Linked DNA regions of Homo sapiens: region 2 is linked to region 1. Evidence: read pairs that join two places in POLR2A ChIA-PET (ENCODE). Cell type or tissue: A673. All regions are shown on one strand. Links, peaks and the distances in the headings refer to the core of each region. The heading gives the core; the rest is flanking DNA. Region 1 overlaps PLIN4 (perilipin 4). Region 2 holds the start of TNFAIP8L1 (TNF alpha induced protein 8 like 1).

Region 1 (2,897 bases), core at 102-2,601:
TGACCCCTGGATGCATCCGAGTCATGTTGCGTTGGGTCCTTTCCTGCGTGCGTTGCAGCCCCAGGCCCTGCGGGCTCCCTGGATCCCATCCTGGCTTCACTTTACCCAGCCACAGCGCCGCCTTTCCATTCCCCGAACACACCCAGCTTGCTCCCCGGTAGCTTGCTGTCCTGTCCCTGCTTTTGGGGGCTTTGCAGAGCTGTCTCCCCATCGGTCAGGACAGGGCCCAGAGGGACGGCCTTCCTGCCCAGCCCACATCCCCCTCTGCACACAGATTGTTTTGCTGTCTTTGTGTCCCCACCGTCTTTATTTTTTTGAGACAGAGTCTTGCTCTGTCGCCCAGGCTGGAGTGCAGTGGCACCATCTTGGCTCACTGCAACCTCCGCCTCCCGGGTTCAACCTCGCCTCCCAGATTCTCCTGCCTCAGCCTCCCAAGTAGCTGGGATTACAGGCGCCTGCCACCACTCCCAGCCAATTTTTGTATTTTTAGTAGAGACGGGGTTTCTCTGTGTTGGTCAGGCTGGTCTCGAACTCCTGACCTCAAGTGACCCACCCGCCTCGGCCTCCCAAATTGCTGGGGTTACAGGCGTGAGCCACCGCACCCAGCCTACCCGCTGTCTTTAAGGATCTGATCTAGCTCCGTCCCCCTTGCCAGGAGGCAAGCCCCATGAGTACAGAGCCATGACCATTGGTGACGCTGACAGCATCATCTCCTAGGTGCTCAGTCAGTATCTGCAGCTGGGTGAGTCCTGGGCAGGGGTTCTAAGAAGTGCCCTGGGGACGGGGCAGCAGCAGGGGGAAGCTCTTACCAGCCTGAAGCAGTCCTGGAGCTGGGCCAGAGTGTCCCTGGCTTGGAACTGGCCGTGCTGCAGGTGGCTCACCGCGTGTTCAAATGCCCGCTGGCGGAAGCTGGGACCCAGGTCACCTAAACGAACGAAGTAGCTCCCCTGTTCCGCCGACAGCACCTTTGGCCCAGGCTGGGAGGCAGCCAGCTGAGCTGGAAAGGAAGGCGCACCGCTCAGTCCCGGAAGCCCCTCAGGGCATCAGGGCTTTATAAAAGTCAAGTGAGGGCCGGGCGCGGCGGTTCCCGCCTGTGATCCCAGCACTCTGGGAGGCCGAGGCGGGCAGATCACGAGGTCAGGAGATCGAGACCATCCTGGCTAACACGGTGAAACCCCGTCTCTACTAAAAAAATACAAAAAATTAGCCGGGCGTGGTGGCGGGTGCCTGTAGTCCCAGCTACTCGGGAGGCTGAGGCAGGAGAATGGCGTGAACCCGGGAGGCGGAGCTTGCAGTGAGCCGAGATGGAGCCACTGCACTCCAGCCTGGGTAAGAGTGCGAGACTCCGTCTCAAAAAAAAAAAAAAAGTTAAGTGAGGCCAGGCGCGGTGGCTCACGCCCGTAATCACAGCACATTGGGAGGCCAAGGCGGGTGGATCACCTGGGATCAGGAGCTCGAGACCAGCCTGGCCAACATGGTGAAACCTTATCTCTACTAAAAATATAAAATAATAATAATTAGCCGGGTGTGGTGGCGGGCGCCTATAATCGCAGCTACTCGGGAGGCTGAGCAGGAGAATTGCTTGAACCCAGGAAGTGTGGAGGTTGCAGTGTGCTGACACTGCCACTGGACTCCAGCCTGGGCGACAAGAGTGAGACTCTGCCTCAAAAATAAATAAGTAAAAATAAAAGTCAAATGAAGCTGGGTATGGTGGCTCATGCCTGTAATCCCAGCACTTTGGGAGGCTGAGGCTGGAGGATCACTTGAACCCAGGAGTTTGAGACCAGCCTGGGCAACATAGAGAGACAAAAAACATACAAAAAAATACATAGCCGGGCATGGTGGTCCTAGCTACTTGAGGCTGGAGCAGGAGGATCACTTGAGCCCGAGAGATTGAGGCTGTAGTGAACGCACCACTGCACTCCAGTGTGGGTGACAGAGCAAGACCTTGTCTCTAAAAAAATGAAAAAGGGCCAGGTGCTCTCACGTGTAATCCCAACACTTTGGGAGGCTGAGGCAGGAGGATCGTTTGAGCCCACAAGCTTGAGACCAGCCTGGGCAACACAGGGAGACCCCCATCTGAAACAAACCAAATAAATACATTTTTAAAAAAAAAGTCAAGGGCCCAGCTGGGCGTGGTGGCTCACGCCTGCAATCTCAGCACTTGGGAAGCTGAGGCGGGCGGATCACGAGGTCAAGAGATCGAGACCATCCTGGCTAACACGGTGAAACCCTGTCTCTACTAAAAATACAAAAAATTAGCCGGGTGTGGTGGTGGGCGCCTGTAGTCCCAGCTGTTTGGGAGGCTGAGGCAGGAGGATGGCGTGAACCCGGGAGGCGGAGCTTGCAGTGAACCGAGATCACGCCACTGCACTCCAGCCTGGGCAACAGAGCACGACTCTGTCTCAAAAAAAAAAACAAAACAGTCAAGGACCTGCTAGCAGCTGTGCCTGCCTCAGGGACCCATGAACCCAGGCGTCCCCTCACCTTGCTCCTCCGCATTCATGGGGTGGAAGATGTCCCCCAGCCCCTCCAACTCATTCTGCAGCATTGCCAAGCGTGGGGCTTCTTCGGGGCCGTGTGTGGTGGCCAAAAGCCCCGTGTCCTCCCTGCCTGGGGCGGCCCCTTGGGTGAACGTCGCCACGTCAGTCGCAAGGCCCTTGGTAGTGGCTGCGGCTTCCCAGGCAGGCTCCGGGCCTACACTGAGCACATCCGGGGGCGTGGAGATGCCAGAGAACGGGGCCTCTTGGGGGCTCAGGGCAGTCTGCTCCCCACCATTGTCTGTGGTCCTGGAACTGGTGAGTCCACCCCAGGAGGTGGCGGGGGTACTAGGTAACCAGTTCTGGAAGGTGCTGAGGCCAGTGTGGGTGGCCCCTGTCGCCACGTTCCCTGACCCC
Region 2 (2,897 bases), core at 181-2,680, 130 kb after region 1:
ACCACGACCAGCTAATTTTTTTTTTTTGTATGTTTTATTTTTTGAGATGGAATTTTGCTCTGTCGCCCCGGCTGGAGTGCAGTGGCCCGATCTTGGCTCACTGCAACCTCTGCCTCCAGAGTTCAAGCGATTCCCCTGCCTCAGCCTCCTGAGTAGCTGGGATTACAGGCATGTGCCACCACACCCGGCTAATTTTTGTATTTTTAGTAGAGACGGGGTTCCACGATGTTGTCCAGGCTGGTCTCAAACTCCTGACCTCAGGTGATCCGCCCACCTCGGCCTCCCAAAGTGCTGGGATTACAGGGGTGAGCCACCGGGCCCAGCCAATGAGATATTTAACTTACTTTTGCCTCCTGAGGCCTGTGCCTCGGTCTTCCTGAATCCCGTGTGCAGGTCAGGACACACAACAGGCCCTCAACAATTTGTTGTCTGGCTTCCTGGAGGAAGAAGCAGCGAGGTTGCTATGGGCTCCCTAGGCCCTAGCTGCAACCGGGACCCAGAGTTGGGCTGCAGGGCGGAAATGGTGCTGCAGGGGACCTGGGAGCAGCTCCAGGGCCTGGTTCCCAGGACTCACAGCTGCATCCTCCCCGGGGGACCCCAGCTGGCGCTGCGCAGCCGGGAGGCTCCTGTGTGTCCTGCAGGCTCATTCCTACGGAAATCGAGGCTGGACCTGGGGATCCTCTGATGAGGTCTCCAGGAGCCCTCCACCTCACCCCAAAGATTCATCTATAGCCCCACAACCCTGGGTTAGATTCATCCCTTCTTGTGGCACAGAACTCTGTATTTTTAAAATTTTAACTTATTTTGATCTTCTTCTTTTTCTTTCTTTCTTTTTTTTTTTTTTTTTGTAGAGACAGGGTCTCCCTAGGTTGCCCAGGCTGGTTTCAAACTCCTGGGCTCAAGGGATCCTCCTGCCTTGGCCTCCCAAAGTGCTGGGATTCCAGGCGTGAGGCACCACACCTAGTTGGAATCTGCATTTTAAAATGGACTCTCAGATCTTTCTGACGCGAAGGGTTCCCCGAGGCCGTACTTTGAGAAACACGCTTCTGCCGAAATTCCTATTACCCAGGCGGGTAAACTAGCCCCAGAAGGAGGAAGGGGCCCGTGCAGAACCACGTGGTTGGTCTGTTTTGCCTTTTGGCTCTCTGGTCTCTTCCTGTTGGTGTCTCTGTGCCTCCCTCCCCAGGTTCTCTGTCTGTCTCGTACTCTTATCTCTTCCCTTTTCTGTGGCCGGCACCCCCACGACGGCCTCGCCCCCGCATCCGGGCCCCTTCGCGATTCCGGAGGAATCCCCCAGAGCCGCCTGACCCCGCCCCCAGGCTCCGCCCCTTCCCCCCACTTCCCCCCCGTCGCAGTGCCCTGCTCCCATTGGCCTTTTCGTACATTGCCCGCCCTGTCATTGGCTAATCCGGAGCGCTCGGCCCGCCCCCCAGGCCTGGCAACTCTCCGGTCCCTTCCGCGCGGGCGGGGCGAGTGGAGGGCGTGGCCTGCCGAGGGGCGAGGCGAGTGGAGGGCGGGGCCGCGCTGCCCGCCCCGCCCCGGCCCCGGCCCCGGCTCCGGCGCTGCTCCCACCGCCGCGGCAACGGCCCCGGCCCACGGAGGCGGCTGGACGGACCCCCGACGGTTGGACGTACGGACTCTGCTTCGAGAGTAGGTGAGCGAGCAGTGCCGGGGCGCCCCCCATTTCAGCGCATCTCGGGGGCCACCTGGCCGCCCTCTGTCTCTCCCGCCCCTTAATGCTTCTGCACCCCACCGCCTGTCCGTCTACATTCCTGCCTCAGTTTCCGTCTGTCTCTCTGTCACTCTCGCTGTATAGGTTAGGGGGAGACAGATTGAGTCTCAATTGCCCCCCTTGGCGTGGGGCTCTGCTCTGGGACCAGCACCCCCATCCCCCATGTGGACTCTAGTGGACTCTGCCCCCTTTAACTGTAGGGCCGCAGGTGCTCAGGCCAGATTCCAGAACCCTGAGGGCATTCCAGGCGGTGGGCAGCTGGGCCAGCCGTGCGGAGGTGGGCATGACTGTAGCTTCTAGCTAAACCAGGCATCGGTCCAGGCATCGGTGGCGGGGAGCCAGGCCTAGGCCAGCCCGGGCCCACCCAGACTGGCCCCTAATGAGCTCCCAAGTGGCCTGTGGGGACTTGGCCTCAGTTTTGCCAGCTGTGAACTGGGACCGTCGCTGCTAAGGTAATTGGCAGGTGATCTGAAGGACACCTGCCGCCTCCTGGCCTTTTCTGTGAAGTCGAACTAGGCCCATTTCCTGGGATGGGAAACTAAGGCCTAGAAAGAGGCCAATGCTTCCAATGTTTGTCCAGGGAAGTGGGGACAGAGGCAGGACAGAATCTGTTTTCTCTGCATCCTCACATTTCCCAGCACCTTCTCTATGGAGGGGGGAAGGGCTGGTGGAGGAGCAGCCCCAGGTGTAAACAGGCCGCCAGAGTTTATTTCCTGAGCCAGTCCCAGCTCAGCTGGAGGCGATGAACGCCTTGGGAGGCCCCAGGGGGGCCAGCCCAGTGGTGGCGGAGCTTGGACCAATCTAGGTTTGAGCTCTGCCACCCGCATGATATCTTGAACCAGTTTTTCAATTCTGCGGAGCCTCAGTTTCCTCATCTGTAAAACAGGAGTGGGTCGTAACTCCCCAAGTTGAGGGCTGCTGGGGGATCAGATGCAGGAATACAGGCCCTGCTCATAACCTGCCTGACTCTCGCTGTGGCTCTGCCCCAGTCACACTGGCCTCCTCCTGTTTCTCCAACACCCCAGGCGAGGTCCTCTCTCAGGGCCTTTGCATGGGCTGTGCCCTCTGCCACTACGGCAGGTCCGAGGGCGCCAACTTTGAAACATAACAAGCTCCCTGGATGGGCCGGACCCAGGACCTGCACAGGCAAGGGCTGGGAGGGGCA

What was found. Peaks named below come from ENCODE experiments on the same cell type or tissue, not always from the same donor. Only the 100,000 strongest peaks of a DNase experiment are listed, where the experiment ranks them.
Region 2: POLR2A ChIA-PET joins it to region 1 with 13 read pairs; 4 of 35 experiments call an interaction of 5 or more read pairs at or near these places.

What each region holds. Positions count from the first base shown.
Region 1 is chr19:4,507,959-4,510,855 of GRCh38, forward strand. PLIN4 (perilipin 4) reads right to left here. Exons shown (of 8, transcript NM_001367868.2): 5 at 2,488-2,897; 6 at 810-997. Among named protein-coding and RNA genes, the nearest start is that of PLIN4, 9.1 kb to the right of the region's middle. In A673, for the core only: no CTCF peak of the experiment used is centred there; no DNase peak of the experiment used is centred there.
Region 2 is chr19:4,637,976-4,640,872 of GRCh38, forward strand. It overlaps TNFAIP8L1 (TNF alpha induced protein 8 like 1), which reads left to right and starts at 1,541. Exons shown (of 2, transcript NM_152362.3): 1 at 1,541-1,654. RefSeq lists silencers at 1,062-1,141, 1,202-1,641 and an enhancer at 1,542-2,541. In A673, for the core only: no CTCF peak of the experiment used is centred there; a DNase peak (open chromatin) is centred at 1,326; H3K4me3 peaks cover 1,694 bases; H3K27ac peaks cover 2,235 bases.